2 separate regions of the Homo sapiens genome follow, and region 2 is linked to region 1. A link is a loop called in an ENCODE intact Hi-C map of the cell type or tissue named here. Cell type or tissue: PC-9. All regions are shown on one strand. Links, peaks and the distances in the headings refer to the core of each region. The heading gives the core; the rest is flanking DNA. Region 1 holds the start of LOC124900828 (a long non-coding RNA gene). Region 2 has its middle 54 kb from the start of SORBS2.

The links. Peaks named below come from ENCODE experiments on the same cell type or tissue, not always from the same donor. Only the 100,000 strongest peaks of a DNase experiment are listed, where the experiment ranks them.
Region 2: it touches region 1 in a loop (16-fold over the local background); 1 of 110 quality-filtered maps calls a loop at or near these places.

Annotation. Positions count from the first base shown.
Region 1 is chr4:185,964,189-185,969,568 of GRCh38, reverse strand. It overlaps LOC124900828 (a long non-coding RNA gene), which reads right to left and starts at 4,320. Exons shown (of 2, transcript XR_007058417.1): 1 at 3,745-4,320. In PC-9, for the core only: no CTCF peak of the experiment used is centred there; a DNase peak (open chromatin) is centred at 2,378; H3K27ac peaks cover 1,762 bases.
Region 2 is chr4:185,863,947-185,869,326 of GRCh38, reverse strand. It overlaps a transcript of SORBS2 not described here. Among named protein-coding and RNA genes, the nearest start is that of SORBS2, 54 kb to the right of the region's middle. In PC-9, for the core only: no CTCF peak of the experiment used is centred there; a DNase peak (open chromatin) is centred at 3,246; H3K4me3 peaks cover 724 bases; H3K27ac peaks cover 2,566 bases.

The sequences.
Region 1 (5,380 bases), core at 277-5,276:
CCTTATACACATGCTGCTGCAAGCTTATGTCTTCAGTTTTGAGCTTCTGAATTCTGGGATCTGGACTGGTGGCCATGGTAAAGCCTGAGCGTGCATGTGTATCCCAGCACCTGGGCTGGCAGCTGCAGGGCAGGGTCTAGCCGAGTATAGGCCCATCCTGTGGCCAGTGTCACAGAGGCCTCGATGGAAACAAAGCTGGCTGTTGCAGGGCTAGCTTGGTCTTGCTTTTTCAAAAATAACTTCTATGGTTAGCTTTGTTTTCCGTGAGCAATTCAAATATAATTGTTAAGAATGAGTAAATTAGGTAAATGGAATAAACATTTCTAAATAAACTTGTCCTAGGTTCAAAGATTTTTAAAAATAATTTAAAATCTGAAAGTTGTGTTATATTAAGTTAAATAATAGATCATCATGAAACGTCTGAGTCATTTCTAAATAAGTTAAGGTACTGAAAGATTAATTAATAAGCATAAGTTCCAGTTTATATACTTTGGCATTTTGTTTTTATAGGTTATTTTAAAAAGCAAAATGTATTTGGATTTGTTAATAAACATACGAAGATTCTAAAAAACTAATGTTTCTAATAATTTTAAAATGTGTATTTATAAATTACTAGTGCAAACAGTCAAAATTGCTTACTTCTAGGTTTTCAGTAAAAATTAAGGCTACTAAGAGTTAAAATTACAATTAATACATTTAATGAAAACTACCAAAAATAAGAAGACCAATTTTATACGCAAAATATACAAGCAAAACAAGAGGTATTTCTGATGAAAAAAGTTACAAAAAATGAAAAATATGTGTTTTGTTTAGAAAAGTAATTTTATCTAGTTTAGAGTACGTTTAAAGATCATTTCAGAATAGTTTTTTAATGTTGTATATTATATTAATTAGATAAAATAGTTGAAAATATAACAGAGGAGCTTATGTGGTTAAACTAAGAATAAATAAATGTATTATAAGAGAAGAGATAATAAAGGATTTTTGTTTCCCTTTTGAATAAACTACAAAAGAAAAAAGAAGAGAAAGAAAAAATATTCCATGTGCATCACACTGTGTTTATTAGATCTTTTGTTTAAATAAGTGGTTATTTTTCTCATAATGATCTGTGATGGCAACCTTTATTTTGGCAACTTTCCCCAAATCAAAATTAAGTCTTTTTGACCTCAAAGTAACTTTTAGACATTATAGGAGGGCCCCTGGAAATCCAAGAAAGACATTAAATTAGACTTACTTGATATGTTAAATTATATGACAAACATTGTCAAATAAGAAATGATGTTTAACCTTCTTTGAGGTTATATTTGTGTGAATATGTTATTGACATATGTGTTCCAAAATTGTAAGAGATTCCTAGAAATCCTAGAAATTATGTTTTAGTATATGTTATCAGTCATAACGCTAATGTTAAAATGTTGTGTGCCACAGAGAGGACCAAATTTTCTTGACAGTTGCATCATTATTATTGTGAATTCCTATCATATCTTTAACCATAGCCATTTTACATCTTACTGTCCACAGTTAATTGCTTTATTTTGATGTTTTTTTCTGAAAGCTCTTTGCAAGTGATTAGAGTCCTAAAATGTTGTGTCTTCAAGGAAATATATGGAAAGAACAAAAATAATTCTAACTCTGAGTTCATACCATTGGACTGAGTTTCCATAACTCGAATGGAAAAACTGGACTCAAGAAAATCCTAACTTACATTGGCAGAACAAGAATTAATTACATGGGACTGAACTCACAAAGGATTATGACTTTTTAGTGACTTTTTGTTTGAAACATATTTTTTATGTTTTTATCTGCATTGTTAAGGAAACTCTTCTATGCTATCTATAGCTTGCAGCAATTTGCTAACGTATATTTTTATGAGCAAAATTGAAACATTTACCTTTGTCCCTACCTGATCCCTCCAAAATTTGGCAACTGCGAGTATTCTAGTTTTAAGGCAAAACAGTTGTTTGTGTAAGTACAGTCCTGAGGTGCGTCCTTGGCTTGGCTCCTGAGACCTGAGAGGCTTTTAGAAAGTCCAGTCTGAGGTTCCTTATGAAAAAGTTCCCCACAAAGCCAATTTAAAAAGTGCCTATATGGTTGATCACTATTCTTGCTATACTTATGTAAAAAATCATAAAGACTAAAGACTAAACTTTTCTTATGAACAAATTAGTCTTGTTTTAATGACTTTTTGTTTGAAACATATTTTTTATGTTTTTTGATAGGTGGACTAGAGAAATAAAAATTATATTTCAGAAGACAACTCTAGTGCACCTGTTATTAGACTCTACCTCATTGTTTTTGAGGGTTTACTATCTACCTACAATCTGGACCAGATCTTGAATTATTTTAGTTTCCTGCAATATTTGACTATGACTCACCAAAGTAGTATTTGTAATTTTTCTCCACCCTTCCAGCTTGGAATCACTGAAATGAAAACTGCACTTTCCTGAAACCCTGCAGACTAAAACTGGATGGTCTGATATAGCCTTTGGAGAAATCACCACAGCAGTTTTATGTAGAAATAAACTTTCTGCCTATTACTATATGGGCCACTTAGAAAGCTCACCGGATGCAAACTGCGAACCGGAAAAATCCCAGATTGCCACTGTCTGCTCTCACTCCATATGAAGATGCTTCAAGTCTAACATCTGAAAATCTTGACTGGCTGCCCTCTAGACCCAAAGGTTTGTTTTCTTTTCTTTCCCTAGAAATGCCCTTTGCTACGTACATGACTGTTCACACTATTTGGGGCCTGACTTCGGTGGAAGCCAGTCTGCAACACTGCTGCTGAAATGAGACACAACTGTCAACTGATTAGCTGAAAGGCCTCTTCTCAGGACTGAGAGCCTGGGAACAGCCTGGGAGACAATCCACCAACCCGATCCGTGGACTGTCAAACTACCTATGGGGGCCGGGCGTGGTGGCTCAAACCTGTAATCCCAGCACTTTGGGAGGCCGAGGTGGGTGAATCACCTGAGGTTAGGAGTTCAAGACCAGCCTGGCCAACATGGTGAAACCCCGTCTCTACTAAAAATACAAAAATAAGCCCAGTGTGGTGGTGGGTGCCTGTCATCCCAGCTACTCGGGAGGCTGAGGCAGGAGAATCGCTTGAACCAGGGAGGCAGAGGTTGCAGTGAGCCGAGATCGCCCCACTGCACTCCAGCCTGGCGACAGAGTGAGACTCTGTCTCAAAACAAATGAACAAACAAACAAAAAAACTACTGGGGGGAAGTTTCAGACTGAAGAATGTTGAGGCTCAGAAAAATGATGCTTCAAAGTGAAGACGGCAGAAGCAGCCTCAGAAGCGAAGTTTCCCTGTGACCTTCTCTCACCCTCCTGTCTCTCAGCCCCATTCTCCCCTGAGGCCAGTCGCAGGAACTAGAATCTCTCTGCCCCAACGAGTGTCACAGAAACCAGAGTTCCTTTTCCCCAAAGCCAACGTGTAGCCTAAAGGCACTTTCACTTTTGGCTGTTTTTCTGTGTAAGAATTGGCCAGAAAAAATTTTCTGACCTATCTTATTTAATGGTAGGTAATAGGCCCCCCATTACAGAAAGGGTCCTGCCGGATACCTGCGAGGAAGGAAAGCTACACAGAGAGGCTGAGCAAGATCTGAACAGACAGGCCTCACCGAGTGTCCCTAGTTAGCCTGTTACCATTACATCATTTCCTTCTGTCCGGTCACATTTCTGCATGACTGTCCCTGCTCCCTGAAACCTGGGCACACAATCAGAGAGTTTCCCCGGTACCTTTGGGTCTTCATTCCGAAGGCTCCTGTGTATTGTAAAGCTGTGGTCGAATATATTTGTTGGGCTTTTCTCTTGTTAATCTGTCTTTGTTTCAGAGGTGTCCGTTTTGACCCCTATGACAGGGAGGAAACGGATCACTCCTTTTCTGCTGCTACAACAGGAAGTGTTGTGTCTCAGAAACCTGAACTCCAACATATGGCCCTTTGACATGCTGGATTGAAGAAGCGATCCCAAGGTCTCTCTGACCTACCCCTCACCCCCATTTCTCAATGTTTTGTCTCTCCCAAGGAACAGAATGAAGTTGTTCTCTGAGGATCCTTTATCTTCCTAGAAACCAGACTGGCCAAAAGAACACAACTGCCTTCCCTGAGTTTCATTAACTGCACTCATATCACAGGAAGAAAGACCGAAGTCCATCAACACCCCTGGGTACACTTTTGTCACAAACAATTGCCTGATCTCCAGTCACAACACGTTTTGTCCCAGGCCATCGTATGTTCTCCAAGTCCATTCATTTTCCCCTAAAAATCATTCACTGTTCCACAAATCGCCACATTTGTTGTATGAAGAGGGGTGTCTAAGCGTCTGTACCCCACTGGGTAATCATTCTGCAATTCCCCAGTGCTATACAAGTTAAAATAGAAATGTGTGTGTGCCTTTTCTCCTATTAATTTGCCTTTTATTTTGTTTTGAGACTGAGTCTTGCTCTGTCGCCCAGGCTGGAGTGCAATGGCACAATCTCGGCTCACTGAAACCTCAGCCTCCCAGGTTCAAGCGATTCTCCTGCCTCAGCCTCCTGAGTAGCTGGGATTACAGGCGTGTGCCACCACGCCCAGCTAATTTTTATATTTTTAGTAGAGATGGGGTTTCACCATGTTGTCCAGGCTGGTCTTGAACTCTTGATCTGATGTGATCCACCCGCCTCGGCCTCCCAAAGTGCTGGGATTACAGAGGTGAGCCACTGCGTCCGGCTTAATCTTCTTTTTGTCTGTTCATTTTCAGTGACCCTTCAGAGGGCAAAGAGAAAGTTGTCCTGTGGCCCCTCCAGAAGTTGGGTTGAGGATAATTTATTTTTATCAGAGACTTTTATCACATTTTATAACATGGTTTAGTGTAAAAACATCTGTGCTCCTCATGAATTACTTGTAGAGATATAAGTGTTTTATTTCCTCCTACCTATTGCCCAGAAGAGCTAATGTGAATGAAGCAATTTATCAGAAACGTCCTTATTTTTATCTGAACTCTGGTCTAATGGATGCTTTCATGTGAATAAGCATCAGAAGTCTCCATTTTCATGAAAATAAATGAATGAAGTAGGTCAAGGTGGTAAATCTAGACCAATAAGTTTAGCTGTTAAGGCACTTCCAAAACAAGGCATTTCAGCTCTAGTAAGCAGACACCAGCCCACTGCATTGTGTTTGAGATCTGAAGCTGAATATGGCTTTGAAGTGAAAAGACAAAGGCAATGACAGACTCAAAAGAATGAAACTACAGTAGACAGTGAGAAATTGTGCTAAGGAAAGGGGCTCCCTTTTTATCGCATTGGTTAATTCTCAAAACTGTCTTTTATATCCCTGTTTTTGGAATTGGAATTGGCAGTTAAAACTTATATTTAAAAACTTTAGAGATTTCATTA
Region 2 (5,380 bases), core at 161-5,160, 100 kb after region 1:
TTCCAGTTCCTCCTACCAACTGAATACATTTCCTACCTGAAAAAGTGTCACAATGCAGTTCTCCAGTGAGTCAGAAAGATTAAGAAAAAGTGTCACAATGCAGTTCTCCAGTGAGTCAGAAAGATTAAGAAAATATTTTCTCTCAATTATTTATAAGATCGCTATTCTTAGAGTTTGCTGTTTGGAATAGAAAACCACCTGCCCATTCCAGTGCCTGGTTTGTTGATGTGGTACTCTCCTCTTCCACACTAGGCAGAGTTCTGGTCAGTTTTCACTTGCTCACCACCAAAGGCAAGTTCTTGGCCAACAGTCCAAGCGTTCAGAAGTTTGCTGCGATTGTGTATTTCTCATATGCTCCATAAAATCAGCATTGTTTCTCCTCCAGGTTGAACCCCTGGGATTCTGTTTGTCTTCATTACCCTGTATTTAAAGTGGAATATTCTGTGCTAACTTAACGAACATGTGATTTATAGCTGACAAAGTGTCCAACCACTGCCTGAGACAAGGGATTTTTCTCTACTGATTCAAAAATAATACTCTTTGGTAGAATATTGACACAGCATGACTTGCCCCTGGTGATGGAGACAGCGTCCCTGTCACTGTTTTGCCGAACACCTTTAGCTTTTCTCTATTCCCCTAAACAGGCTTTACAGAGAGGGCACAACATGAAAAAAATTACAACCGGTGGTGGCACAAAAAACGTGGTGCTTAGCCAACACTCATGATATTAAATAGTGGTGAGGCAATTTACTAAAATATTCATTTGTCTGTGTCGTCTTCGTTTTTTCCCTCCACGCCCCTCAACCTAGCACTAATCCCTCCTTCTTGAAATTTTAGGAGCTGGGGTGTCTTTTAGAAAGTAGAAGCTTTCGGCTGGGCACGGTGGCTCATGCCTGTAATCCCAGCACTTTGGGAGGCCGAGGTGGGTGGATCACGAGATCAGGAGATTGAGACCATCCTGGCTAACATAGTGAAACCCTGTCTCTACTGAAAATACAAAAAATTAGCTGGGCATGGTGGCACACGCCTGTAATCCCAGCTACTCGGGAAGCTGAGGCAGGAGAATCGCTTGAACCCGGGAGGCGGAAGTTGCAGTGAGCCAAGATCGTGCCACTGCACTCCAGCCTGGGTGACAGAGTGAGACTCTGCCTCAAAAAAAAAAAAAAAGAAAGAAAAAAAGAAAAGAAAAGAGAAAGGAAAGTAGAAGCTTTTAATTTCTATTTGTTACTCTACCCCTCTAACTAAATTCCTGTTGGAAGTTAGAGGCACTTATTGTCTTTTATGGAGGCTGAAATGAACTGAGATTAGGGAATGTCCCGAAGGAAGGGAAGAAAGGACTTGGCCTTTAAAGGCCTCAAGAGGGAGAGATTTTCTAACAGATGAGATAGAGCTGGGACACTATTTGTGCTATGAATAGTTGGTGGGACCCCTGAGGGTTAGCTGTGTAATGCCCCTAGAGACGGTGCCCCCTCGAGGTGTAGGTGCCCCAGCCTCTCTGGGGACTCCCAGAGCCAAGTATGGCAACAAGCAGTAGAGTCCCCAGACCTGAAGGTAATTTAGAGAGAGTCGATAATGGACTACATCTGTCCTAATGCCTGGGACCTCCCTTCAATCCTAGCCTAGACCGGTGTCAGGACCTTTGCATGACAGGAATAGAGCTCAAGGAAGCAAGCAAGCAGGGATGATTTGGGTTTCATTTCCTGTCAGTCCAATGGTTGAACTCAAATTTGAGCTGACTTAAACAAGAAATGTGATCATTCCTCCCTCTGACTTCTTGGACTAAGATTGTCCACCTACTGTATTATAGATGAAAATGAAATAAAAGATATGCAAACATAGATCTTGCAGACATGACAGGAAGTCCGTCCACCCTGGTGCATTTTCTCTCTACTCGTGCCTGTTTTCATATCAGGTGAAGAGGGATCATCTTGTCATAACTCAAAGCCTAAAGTAGCTAAAAGTTATTTAGCCCTTTGCTAATAGGAAGTTCTATTTTCATCTTTAAAATAAACCTTCTGGCCAGGCGCGGTGGCTCATGCCTCTAATCCCAGCACTTTGGGAGGCTGAGGCGGGCGGATCACGAGGCCAGGAGTTCGAGACCAGCCTGATCAACATGGTGAAACCCCATCTCTACTAAAAATACAAAAATTAGCCGAGTGTGGTGGTGCATGCCTATAATCCCAGCTACTCAGGAGGCTGAGGCAGGAGAATCGCTTGAACCTGGGAGGCGGGGGTTGCAGTGAGCCAAGCTGGCGCCACCACACTCCAGCCTGGGTGAAAGAGTGAGACTCCATCTCAAAATAAATAAATAAATAATAAAATAAAATAAAATAAACCTTTAATATTTTAGTATACATTGCGTTACTCCTGAAGGAGATCTCTCCTCATTAGAGCACTGTGTTATTTTCTCATAACTCAGAGTCCTGCCTTTATTCCCTTGTTCTGTAATGCCAATGCTTGGGCATAGAATGCACACTGAAACAAGCAATTTGTATTAAGAAATGTACATTTATTGGTGCTGGCAATTCAGGATATGGTAGCAATAGTGATAAAATAAATTGCAAGGTGGCAGTAATCTACGAGTTTTACTGAGGTTTCAAGACAATATTCAAGATAGGAAACAAGTAGCTTGTCATAAAGTATAATTTGTTATGTAGATTAGAACTGTCAATTTTGAGATGGAGAAAAAAGAGAAATGAGGTGAAACTGTCTCTGTTTTGCCTAGAAATAATTCTTTCTAATGATTTGAACTAAAGCAAGCGAATCCGTTATTACCTCCACTGTATAGGATGGAACAAGAAACAGGAGGAAGAAACATGACGCTCTTGAATGGGGCTCATGTCCCTTACAAAATTGAATGTGCATTAAGTGCAATATGCATGTGAGTGTATACTTGTTTTCCATAGGAGGGACAGTTCTATTTAAGTAAAACCCAGTTCCAAGGCAAAGTGTTTAATTTAAATTCAGTCTTCTTACTAACAATTAGGGTAAGTGAATTAAATGAAATTAAGTCTGATTTGGGACAGGTTCTCCATTTCAGCTTCCTGGTAAACACTGCGCTTGGTTTGTTTGCTGAGAGGCTGGGAACACTGGCACATTTAATCTCAGCACTGGTACTCAGGGAACGCTAGCAACCCCGGCCACTCCTTGGTAATCAGTATCTTACAATGACAACTGGCTGGTGACAGGAATCTTTTAACCACAGAAACCAATGCAAGAATTAGAAAACAGAAAACACTCTTAAATATGGCTGCATTTTTTAGGCTTTCTAGGCCTTCTGGAATTTCCTTTGGCAATTTGTACATATCAAAACCTGCATTTCCTGGGCGAGAGTTCACAGAGACCCATGGCAAAAAGCCTAGTTACATCATGCCATTTGAAACCAGTTTGTGGACAGTTGGTATTTCAGAGCCAACCCTGTTTTATCATTAAAAGAAAAATCTCAGCACCTTGTGTAAGATAAATTAAAAGGCATGTTTATCAAGAAAGAGCTAGAATTTTCATAGTACAGTATCTGATAAAAAATTGGGAGCAGACTTTAAAACCCGATGGTGCCACAGCTTGACTAGCGTTCTCTGAGACCAGAACCAGAGGTCACATTATCGAGGACTAAAGAAAAATATAACGTGCTTAAAGTGGAAGGAAACGTCTAAAAGTTAGGCTAAGAGTGCCTTGAAAATGTCCTGAGTGGATGAACTCATTCCTTTAGGAAGGATGTTCTTGAAATGGTGTTCTGTACGTTTCCGTGTTCCCATTCCAGAACTTAATACCCGTTAAAGCCTATAGATCTCCTAAGTCTTTCAGGTTTTGTTCTTATTTTTGTTGTTGTTTTTTAACCAGTTCTCAAGGGAGACCGGTAATAATACATCTGCTGATTTTAGGTCTGAGGTTTGCATATGACACTTCAACCAGGAGGATGATTTCCAATAGAGTTAAATTAGTGGGTGTTGATGAGGATGGGGGAGTGGGGCAAGGAGTGGAAGCCAGCAGGTAGATGCAGCAGCCACAGTGGAGTCCCTGAAATTCCCGCCCCTTGTTCCTGTGCAGGGGGCCGCGGTGCGCTGTTGTCACCGCACCTCTTAACGTTTCCGTCACTTGAGTTGGAGGTTGATAACTAAACTTATGTGAACTATTCTCTTTGAATAATAAAGGGAACTCTAAATTACTCCATCTTGGCAGCCATATCAAAGACAGGAAAACGCAACAGAAAGATGCCCATGGTAATGTCGAAACTGAGCTTTCATTTTGGGAGCTGGGAAGGTAGCAAGAATATGGACCAGGCGGGGCAGGTAAAGATTGAGCCCAAAGCATCGGCTCCTCCTCTTCTGCTGTCCGCCCCTCCCGTTCATCCTTCCCCCATTCTCAGTACACACAACCCACCGTCCAGGATATGCTTTTCTTTTTCTTTTTTTTTTGAGACAGAGTCTCACTCTATCGCCCAGGCTGGAGTGCAGTGGCTTCGTCTCAGCTCACTGCAAATTCTGCCTCCTGGGTTCAAGCAATTCTCTTACCTCGGCCTCCCAAGTAGTTGTTATTACGGGCACCTGACACCATGCCCGGGTAATTTTTTGTGTTTTTAGTAGAGACAGGGTTTCACCATGTTGGCCAGGCTGGTCTCGAACTCCTGACCTCAAGCAATCTGACTGCCTTGGCCTCCCAAAGTGCTGGGATTATAGGCGTGAGCCACCGCACCCGGCCGTTCAGTGATCTATTTGCTCTTACCAAGGCGTTTTCTCTTAGTAAACTGTTAAATAATTCTTTGCCTGCCTCCACTTCCCAAATCTTTAAAATTAAATTTGATGAAGCAAATATAGTGATAGTGGTGATGATTTCAAATCTTCAAATGTAATAGTAAGTTTCAGCTGGATGTTTCTATCCTAGTTTTTTGCTTTATAGAAAAGTTTACAAATCAGCATGTAAAAGTCTTACTGTACAAGTAATAAACGGAGCATCACAAAAATAAACGTGGTCCTTTAATTCTAAGAGACCACTTCTTTTCAGGGCTTTTAATCTCTTTCTTTGAATCTAATGTTTAGTTGTGGGGAAAATTCAATGTGATATTCTTTGCTTCAAAGGTATTTTGTTGGTGGCATGAGTGTTTTTCTTGAGGTATGTTTTTGCCCTTCTGTTACACTCCGGCTTTTTATAGTATAATGAGAACAATGACCTCATTCTCTCCAGTTGATAGTAATAATGGCACACTTTTTATAACTTGAAAAGGCATCTGCTTATTGATAAGAGAGTTAAAATTAACTATAACACAAGAGTTAGCCATTGCATACTTCACCTTATCTTGCAGACCACAATAAATAGGATGGAAAACATGGAAAGCTTGTGGTTAATCTTTGTAAATAATAATCTGTGTTCCTGTAGAGACCTT